Linked DNA regions of Homo sapiens: region 2 is linked to region 1. Evidence: chromatin loops called from intact Hi-C (ENCODE). Cell type or tissue: endothelial cell of umbilical vein. All regions are shown on one strand. Links, peaks and the distances in the headings refer to the core of each region. The heading gives the core; the rest is flanking DNA.

What was found. A loop is a pair of places that touch in the nucleus more often than their neighbours do. Peaks named below come from ENCODE experiments on the same cell type or tissue, not always from the same donor. Only the 100,000 strongest peaks of a DNase experiment are listed, where the experiment ranks them.
Region 2: it touches region 1 in a loop (3-fold over the local background); 1 of 110 quality-filtered maps calls a loop at or near these places.

The regions. Positions count from the first base shown.
Region 1 is chr3:192,060,786-192,066,175 of GRCh38, forward strand. No RefSeq gene overlaps it. Among named protein-coding and RNA genes, the nearest start is that of FGF12-AS1, 180 kb to the right of the region's middle. In endothelial cell of umbilical vein, for the core only: no CTCF peak of the experiment used is centred there; a DNase peak (open chromatin) is centred at 2,886; H3K4me3 peaks cover 647 bases; H3K27ac peaks cover 1,671 bases.
Region 2 is chr3:191,335,899-191,341,288 of GRCh38, forward strand. All of the region lies in intron 1 of CCDC50 (coiled-coil domain containing 50), which reads left to right. It also overlaps a transcript of UTS2B not described here. Among named protein-coding and RNA genes, the nearest start is that of UTS2B, 8.1 kb to the left of the region's middle. In endothelial cell of umbilical vein, for the core only: no CTCF peak of the experiment used is centred there; a DNase peak (open chromatin) is centred at 2,153; H3K27ac peaks cover 1,633 bases.

The DNA.
Region 1 (5,390 bases), core at 117-5,116:
GGCATAAAATGAATACTCCAGAAATGTTAGTGATAGTAGAGACAGTATACAAGGAAAAAAGGAGAGAGGGAGGGAGAGACAGAGAGGGAAAGAAGGAGGGAGAAGAGGAAATACAGGAGAAGGAAGGTCAGTATTGTCAAATACTGAAGGAAAAATAAGGACAACAAGGACTCAAAAAGCAGGCCCTTTGATGTGACAATTAGGTTATTCATAAAAAAGGAACAGCAGTAGGGTTGACAGCCAGTAGCCAGGCCATAAATTTTGAAAGAAAATGGGGTGATTCAGGAAATATGGTAAATTAACTAAATTTTTCTGAGTTTACTTCCTGGTGAAATCCCAATAAAACTGAAATCCCACTGAAATATCAAGTAATATTTAAGGCATAAATCTACAAATATGGGGGGATTAGGAGCAGGGAAATCAATAAACTAAAAATTTTGAATGCTAGAACATAGATGGAATAAAGATAACTGATGTAGCAGCAGAGAGAAAGCCATACCCTAAGACTGCAATGGGAAAAGCTAGGAACCGACTTGAGGAACCAATAGCACTAGATAACTCTGGGAGTATTTGGTGAAGTGGAGTGGGGTGTGTGTGTGTGTGTGTGTGTGTGTGTGTGTGTGTGTGTGTGTGTTTAGAGAAGTGATCTCCTTTCTAATCACATGAGTTCCACCTAGGAAACCAACTCTTTCTAAAATTTCTTGCAAAGACCTCTTCTGTTTTAGCACACGTCTGAGCAGATGATGGCAGGTTTATCCTCTGAAGAGATTAAAGCTGAGAATCTATCAAGGTTCAGACAGAGAAGCAGGGTGACTATGAGTGTTATGTAATTAGGTGTGTGTCATGGCAACTAGAATTTACATAGTTGTAGAAGACACTGGAGAATCAGAGAAATAACCACCCATTCAATCCAAGAAGCCACACATGTCCAACAGTGAATTGGGGCTGCAGAGAGGAAGCTCACGGAAAGGTCTAGGGGGTACTATTGCTTCTAGGTAGCTCTTATGCCTATAGATCTTCAGCAAAGCATCTAACTGTGGGCCTGAGGCCCCTGTTGTCAGCATGGCAAACACTTTGCAAGAAACACTGAATGTGAAGTTCAGGAGAGGGAGGACAAGTGGGAACCTGACAAACCCTTATTGTGTGTCTGACCTATTTGACCATGAAAAGAGCTTCACAGTGTATTGAGTGATGCTTCACTTCTTTCTTCTGAATCTTATTAAAGTTTTTTTTTTATTTTTTGGCCACTCTAACATAGAAGAATACAGGAAAAGAGAGTCTAGAAAACATATTTCTCAGCTTAACCAAGTTGACAGCAGAGGGTCTCTGGACTATTGGACTATAGGGATGGTCTAGGGCTGGTATCATTTATGCGAACAGAGAGACCAAAGAAATTGATGCATATAAAATGCTGATCTCTCAGCCTTCTTTTCCCACTCACAAAATATCAGCAGCTAGGCCTTGACCCTCCAGACTACAGATCAGAAGGTTCTTATGAAGTCTGACTTCCAATAAAATAAAAGCCTAAATATTTGGACTTCACGTCTTCTCTAACAGATGACTTAGCCCAATCTTGTCACGGTGAAATGATGCGTCAGTGAGACTCATCCACTTACTCAGAGTTTCTAGTTAGCCTTTTAGCCCACAACACTCTCAAATATGAAGAGACAGCCAGGATCACTAGGTAAGTATGGAAAGCCACTAACATGGAAGAGGGAGTCCAAAGCCATAGACAGAAGAAAACAACTTGCAGAAAGTTGAGACTATGCAAATGAAAAGATATTTTTTAAAAGTATTACTAATATTTTCAAAGAAATAAGATATTATATTCCATTCATTAAACAACTTTCGGTATTATGGAAAAGAACTACTCATGAAACAAAAAGATATCTTATAAAATTTAAAGCTTGAGGGAAAAGAGTAAAACTCAATATAACTTTCAGAGGATAAAGTTGAAAACATCTTTAAAAAGGTAATCCAAAAAGATGAAGAAAGCAGAGGGAAAAAGCAGTGGGCTCACTCAAGAAAAATTTCCAAGACTGAATATTGTTCTAACCAAAATAATAATAAATATCTTTTGGAAGAATAAGATGGAAGTTTGCACACATCTTTGGAGATGTGGAGTGGGAAGAACCTAAATTCTCATCTGTCATAGTGGGTAGTCAATAGTGCCAAATCTGAAAAAAAAAAAAAAATATATACACACACACACACACACACACACACACACACACATACATATACACACATATATGTATATACATACATATACACACATATGTATATACATACATACACACACACACACACACACACATACATATATATATATATATATAGTGGGAAATAAGAAAATAGTGGGCCACGCGCAGTGGCTCACGCCTGTAATCCCAACACTTTGGGAGGCCAAGGCTGGTGGATCACTTGAGGTCAGGAGTTCAAGATCAGCCTGGCCAACATGGTGAAATCCCCGTCTCTGCTAAAATACAGAAATTAGCCGGGCATGGTGGTGGGCGCCTGTAATTCCAGCTACCGAGAAGGCTGAGGCAGGAGAATCGCCTGAACCTGGGAGATGGAGGTTGCAGGGAGCCAAGATGGCACCACTGCACTCCAGTCTGGGTTACAGAGCAAAACTCAGACTCAAAAAAAAAAAAAAAAACAAGCCATGTTATTTAGAGATACTAACGTACGTACATAAAGAGTAATTGAAAGTGATTGTCTCTGGAAAAGAGGAAATAAGGAAAAAGGGTCTGTGAATCATTTTTTGTCATAACAAATCTGGTAGAACTAGTGGCTCTTTGAACTGAGTAAATGCTTAAAAATGTTGAGGCGAAAAAAGTGGCTAGGTAGTGAGGAAGTAGACGCAGTCTGTTAGGCTGAGTTTGACATAAATAGAAAAAATACGCAAATGACAATGAGACAGCCGGGTGGGAAGGGCTTCCTGGCAGAACTGCAACCCGCCGGTGCACTGGGAGGAGTGCGCCCTGGGGTGGAGCCACGGAAGTTCGTACCGTTTCCAGCAGAGAGGAGCCTGGCCCTTCCTCTTCCTGTGTAGAACCCGGGATTTTAAAACTGCGAGGCGAGAAGCGCACCACCAGGGGTTCTGGCTTTGTGGAGAGTCGCTGTTTCCCTTTTATCCTTTTTTCCCAGTAAATCCCATTATTCTCGCCTTTCAAATGGTCTGCAAGGCTAATTTTTTGTGGCGTGTGATAAGGACCTGGCTCTTAGCTGAACTAAGGAAAAAGTCCCTCAAGAAGAAGATATTGATAGGTGGAATGTAACAAGGAAGGATGCGTGGGGTACTCTGAGAGGAACAGGGAAATTATGTGAATATTACTAGGCTACAAGGCAGCAACCAATAGAGATGAAGGGAATGGTTATAGAGAAGTGATAGTTACTAGATGGATGTACTTAAGAATTTGGGAGGGTGGGTAATCAAAGCACATTTTTTAAAAAAAAGCTTACCTTGGTGAAATATAAGAAACGCAATCTCCTGAAAACAAAGTGAAAAAACAGAGAAGTCAAATACAAATCTGACATAAAGAAGTAAGTCTTGCTCAAGAAAGACCTTGAAGCAGCCACACCAAAGGGTAAAGGAGCACTTTATTGGCAATGGAGGCATAGACATCATTCGATTACTTTAATCACAGGGCTCATATTGCCCCAGGTTGTGCCTCAATATTTTAAAATAGCCATAAATTTTCAAAAGAACACTTCCTTATGCAATGTATCCTTAAAAATTCATATAAGAATGTGTATGATTCATCTTCCTTCCATCTCTCCTTTTTTTTTGTTTTTCATGTCCATCAAGTCTGTCTAGGTCTCCACTGAACATATCCACTGCTCGATCTAATAACTGGAATAAACTATTCTGAAACAGTTAAATGAGAATTAGCTGGCCACACGGGAAGGCTCTGTTTCTAATTGGGTAATTATATTCCTGTCTATTAATCTTCAGTGTTAATCAGTCTAGGGAAGACAACCTGATCAATAAACAAACAACAGAGAAAAAAATCTTAAAATATATGGGTCACTAAAATCATTTTCTAAATGTTCTATATTTTAACAGGACGCCATAGAAAATAAAAGTGGACATTGGAGATTTCATTATTAGAAATGTTAATTTTTAAAAATTAGCTTTTTTGAAATCCACTGCCTTTTGTAAAAGCCATCAATTCAGAAAAAAAGTGTCTTATTGTTTGAAGCAAATGTTTATAGAATATACATGTGAAATATGCTACTTCTGTGTTTATTTGTACCTGAATGCAAAGAGAACATGAATAATCTTACAAATGTGGCAGGATTCCCACAAACCCCAGAAACCACATCAGCCAAATAGCTAGAGCACAGTAGGCATTCTAACTTAATAGTTTGCCTCAAGGAAGGTCAGAGTGACCTTGTTAATTGCTGATTCTGCAAAGAAGTAATTGCCAGATTAACAAAGCAAAAGGACAGTCTGTCTAGGTTCAAAATAATACTAGCACAAAAGAAAATCTGTTCTTTGCCCACGTACTCATTCCCTCCTGACAACATTCCCTAAGATACCAACATTTTAAGCAGAGGCAAGAAGAAAATTACCATTGTTTGCTGAACACCTACTATGTGTCTGCCACTTTTACAATTATAATGGCAGAGTCTTGTGTCTGATCAATACTAAATAAAATGGAGATTTCTGCTAAGAAGACATTATTCACAAGCGTTATAATTAACATATGTGTTTGTAATGAGGAGTAAATGCATGCTATATGCAGAACTATGCAGGGTGAGGGGCAGAAACACTGAGAAGGCCACACATCTATTCTCCCAGTGTGCCTAAGAAGGAGTTGCACTCAGTACAGAAAATGCCCTCCACTCCCCTCCGGGTTTGCATACATGAAGTAACGAGTAACTTGCTAGAGACAGATCCATTGTGAGGGATAGCAAATGGAATAGGAACACCAGACACACACACACACACACACACACACACACACACACACACACACACAATCCTGGCATGTTAGGTTTGAATAACCAAAAAACAAAATACATAAATTTTGAAGGTAGACTAAGAAAAACATACATCACACATGAGGAACAAAGATTAGAATAAAAGTAGACTTCTTTTTCAGAAATCATACAAACTAGAAAATAATAGATTGACATCTTTAAAATGTTAAAGAAAAAATAACTTATTAAGCCAGAATTCTATACTAGACAAAATTATTTTACAAGAATGAAGAAGAAATACTTTCCTTGGAAAAACAAAAACTCTGGGAATTTCCTGCCAGTAAACATAAGCTACAAGATATGAAAGAGAAATTTATTCAGATAGAAAGAATATGACACCAGACAAAAAGTTGGTGTCTCAAAGAGATAAGAGAACTAAATATAAAATAAATTAAAGTAAT
Region 2 (5,390 bases), core at 215-5,214, 720 kb before region 1:
GTTCCTAACCCCCAAACTTCTCAACCCCCGTTTCATGCCCCCACCAGCCACTGATTTGTTTTCTGCCCTTGTAGTTTTGCCTTGTCAAAAATCTTATATAAATAAGATCATATAGTAAGTAGTTTTTTGAGTCTCCTCAAACATACTGTTTATCCATTCACTAATTGAAGAACATATGAGTTTTCAGTTTTGGTGGGTGACAGTAAAGTCACTCTAAACATTTGTGTACAAGTGTTTTTTTTTTTTTTAATGTATGTGTGTGTATTTGAACATAAGTTTTTGTTTCCCTCGAATGGACTTTCTGGGTTATACGGTGAGTGCATGTTAAAATTGTCAAACTGTTTTTCAAAATGGCTGTACCATTTTGTATTCCCACCAGCAATGTATGTGAGCTCCAGTTGTTCTGCATCCTTGCTGGCATTTGATATTTTCAGGACCCATTTACTTTTTTTAATTTTAACCATTTGAGCAAGTGTGTCATGATATCTTATTGTGGATTTAATTTGTATTTCCCTAATGACTCATGATGTTGTGCCTTTTTTCTTGTGCTGATTTGCTATTCTTATATTGTTTGTTGAAGTGTTTGCTTTAAATTTTAGCTCATTTTAAAATCGACTATTTTCTTATTATTGAATTTGGGAGTTCTTTACATATTCTGGATACAGTTCTTACTAGATACACAGTTTGCCCATGTCCATGCTTTTAAAAACCTTAGTTCAATATCAGAATGATATGGGGATCCAAACACCTTCCTAGCCCTACTTGATATTAGCTAAATCTCTTAGAGATGGTTTCAGGAATCTGTAGTTTTTATATACAGACTATGTACTCAGACTTATGCAATTACATTTGGAAAATTACAGAATGAGTATACTGTGGCCACCCCAATACAAGGATCTTCTCCTAATTTCTTAAGTTTTTGCAGTGACAGCTCATTTATCTGATAAAGAATGAGCAGTAATCCTCTCTAGTAATTCAAATTTGTTGCAGGGACCTGCAAACTACTGCCACTTGTTTTGTATAGCAAGGTAGCTCAGGATGGCTTTTACAGTGTTTAATGATTCAAAAAAAATAATGTTTTGTGATGTGAAAATTGTATGAAATTCAAATTTCAGTGTCTGTAAGTAAAGTTTTATTGGAACATAGCCATACTTATTCATTTACATATTGTCTTTGTCTGCTTACATACTGTAGAGGCAGAGATGAGTAGTTGTAGCAGAGACCACGTGATTGGCAAAGCTTAAATTTTTTGCGACCTGATACTAGACAGAAAAAAAAAAAAGATTTGTTTTGGAGCCATTTTCAATGAAACTTTTAAAAAACTTTGTTATTTAACCTTTTTTGGACAGTTCAGTTATCGGTATAAACACTGTTTTTCATAACTTTGCTTTAATATAATGATGCCCTTGGGAATTATTGTTGATTGAACTCTTATGACAGCCTATTTAATTTTTGAAGTGACTTTAAAAAGTACAGAGTTAAATCATTTTTCTTTCTCTCTCTCTTTTTTTTTTAAGACGGTGTCTAGCTCTGACGCCCAGGCTCGAGCGATTCTCCTGCCTCAGCCTCCCGAGTAGCTGGGATTACAGTTGCCCGCCACTATGCCCAGCTAATTTTTGTATTTTTAGTAGAGACAGGGTTTCACTGTGTTGGCCCGGCTGGTCTCAAACTCCTGACCTCGTGATCCGCCCATCTCGGCCTCCCAAAGTGCTGGGATTACAAGCATTAGCCACTGCACCCAGCCTCTTTTTTTAAGAAGAAAAAAAAATTACACTCCGGTAAATTTCTGGGGACTTTCAAAATCAAATGTAGGTAGAAATCTTATGTAAAGTAAGAGTATGCCGTATGCCAGCTCTGAGTAAGGGTCTGTGGGGCTTTCAGAAGTTCATGAGTATCCAACAGATTTAACCACCTTAAAATGTTTCCTTACGTTTTTTTTTTAGCTTATATTATTGGTCCTGTTTAAAACTTATTACAGATATTTGTGTGAATGAAGTATCATTTCATCTTTTTAGAAACTTGTATCAGAGGTACCTAGGCTAATTTATCACCAAATTTTTCATCTTGCCTGATGAGCATTTCCAGTCCTGATACAGCTCCTCAGTGACCAAATACCAGGGGAGTCTCCCCTGGACTTTTTTGGCTTTTGTTTTTCCAATGAGTCATAAAGGCTTAGTCATTTTCCATTAACTTTAGGAGTTTTAACTGCATATAGTAAAACTATGAATGACTTATAAGGATATCTTTCCCTCTTCACCGCTTCCCCATCAGCAACAAATTCTGTTTTGTTTATTGACTATGGAGGAGTCCATGATTGACTTTAAGTATTATATTCACTAATTTTTGAGTAGCATCTTCCCACCAAATACTTTGAAAATATTAGGTTTTTCTTTTATATTATGAAGGTCTGTGTAAATATCGAATACAAGAGTTGACAAATACTGTGAAAGACTCTTTTTGTCTAGATGGGAGTCCTGACGTAGAAGAAAGAGAAAGATAGGGGCTCACTTAATGGTCCACGTTCTTCCCATCTGTACATCTGGAGTTTGCCTTAATATCTGGGCCGGTAGCTCTTTTGGAAAGGGCTATTCACTCTCAATGTCTGCATTTATAGATCACTTTCTGGCTTTTCCTAGAAAATATTTTCAATTCTGTCAGTGATTGCTGGATTCTAAGTTAACATGTTTGCTTCTGTTGTTTTCCCAGCATTCTCTGGTCAGACTTCATTATTTCAAATTGGTCTTTGGTGGATCCACAAATCATTCCTTCTTTTTATAGTTTCCCCATTGAAGCTCCATAGAGCTAATCTTTGAAAGATCATTTTACTTTTACTTTTTGTTGTATGAGTTGTTCCAGCTCTCAAATTTCTATAAGAAGTTGATTGGTGTTGTGATTGACAACACCTGAAGTCAGAGTGGTCTCCTTTGGAGGCAACAGTCTTACTTGTTTAAGGATTAATTTTAATTATATAAGATGCTGGTAATTTTTGTACACGTTCCAGTAAAGTGATATGGTCATTTTGTTGCTGTTACTAGAGTATTCAGTTAGTTTCTTAGATAGTATTGGGTTCCATCAGAATTTTTATGTGTGCTATTTTCTCTTTTAAATTTATTTTTAGATAAAGGGGGGAAGGCTCTTACACAGTTTAAACAAGTCAAACATAGCATGTATTTTTAAAATTCTTGATATAAGGGGAGACAGTTGTGAAGAATCTGAAAGTTTTGGGTTGGAAACAATGAATATACAGATTGCAAACTTGTCATGGTTTATATTGAAAAGAGGAGAGAGCATGAGCAAAAGAATGAGCTGAAGCCTTTTTGCTTTGGGGATGATATGTTCAATTTGTACTTATTTTAGAATGGTCTCTTTCAGGTTCATATGGTGTATTAGAAGTTAACACTGGTTAAAAATATGCAGTGCTACGAAAAACAAATGTATCCTTCAAGGGAGTTATGATATAAAATTTTCTAAACCATCTAAATAATTTTGACTCTATATAAAAAAAGTGAGGCAAGTGATTCCTTTATAGCAGAAAAGGATTTGGACAGAATCTTGTCTTCCTGTTCCTAGATACAGGCTGCCCCTGATTTTCTTTCATTTCCTCTGCAGAGGGTATTACATGATAACCAAGCAAACTGTAGGTTGTACTGAAGCCAATTTCAGTAGCAATCATAGAGAAATCTAGGGCATTTAGAACGCGTTGCAGATGAACATAAAAAATTTGGTGATCTTCAAGAAGCTTTCTGAATATGGAAAGTGTTGACTTTCCCAGGCTGTACTCTGATCATCTGGCCCCAGGAAAACCTTTTAGTAAATGTTACAGTCCACATTTGTATTCACTGGACAGTTAGTGACTGATAACATGGTCTCCATTTACTCTGATACTGAAGACTCTGTGAGAACTATTAGTTGAAACAGGAAAAGCTCACCTTTTTAAAAGGCACCAGGTTGAACAAAAGGTTAAAATGTACTTGTGGTGAAAGATACTATACAGTTGGATATAAGCAGATTGTTGTTATCTTGGATGCTAGAAATAGTGAAATCAGCAGCAGCAATGAAGAAAGCAATATTTGGTGTAGGTGAAAGTTAGCATGGCAATTACCCTAGATGAATAGGCTTCAGTTATTACATTTTTACATGATGTATAATACTTGTATCCAAAAGACAAATGTCTATCACTTACACTAAATCAACTACATTTCATTCTACCTTATTTTTAAGTTGGATAGATTCTTAAGAGGTAATTTAATCTGTCTCCTCACAGGTCAGGACATGAGGCTCTGATTTGGAAGGTGACTTGTCAAAGTTCATTCACTTGACAAGCTGCTGACAGAGCCAAGACTAAAATTCTGACAGGTATCTGTAATTAAGAGGGCTCTTTATACTATAATTTGCTTGCGCCTTATATACTATCATAAAGTCCTTATATTTCTGTAAATTGGGCAAGTAAATCTATATTTATTACATTTCAGATGCTAAAGTGTCATGGAGATTTAGCAGAAAGCTTTTACTACAGCAACTCAAAATACAGAATTAGGAAACTACATTTAGTTTTAGCTATGCCAAAAAGTTTTAATCTGCATGTTAATATGTTGGTTAGATTTTGGCTGGCTACACTTCTACTCAACAGTTTTCCTTCATACCCTTCTTGATGGTGATAATTTGATGATTCTTCTGTCTCAGTAAACTATAATTACATAATCTTCACATAGAATTCTACTTTACTTTCTAATCTTGGACATTCAGCTGAAAAAGTTTGGAGTGGCGGAGCTTATTAAACATTTTAGACATTCTGATTTCCCCTTAACTCAGGCCTACAATGTGTATAGGAAACATATTCTCCCTCAGGCGGACATATGAGGTTAGAAAGAGCTTTAGACGTGCAGTAAACTATTGATTATATTGTTATTCCTTGCCAGGAAACATTGCTTCAGATTCTATTTCTTTTTCTTCTAGAGACAGGGTTTCACTCTGTTGTCCAGGCTGGCGTGCAGTGGTGCAGTCATAGCTCACTGTGGCCTCAAGCTCCTGGGCTCAAGTGATCCTTCTGCCTCAGCCTCCTGAGTAGCTAGGACTACAGGCCCAGCTAATTAATTTTTTTTTTTTTGGTAGAGTGAGGGTCTCACTATATTGCCCAGGCTGATCTTGAACTCCTGGCCTCAAGTGATCCTCCCAGCTTAGCCTGCACTGGGATCATTTCTGCAGATTCCTAAGAGCAAGTACTCACTGTAAATTGCAGCACAGATTCTGTACTAGACAAGTGACTAGATCTATGTTAATCAGTGACTTAGTGGGACCTCACTAGAAGCAATACCTAATAGAAAATAACTAATTATAAGAATTTATTAACTTTAATGAGGCCAATAATAGGCTCTATTTATTGAGCTGCT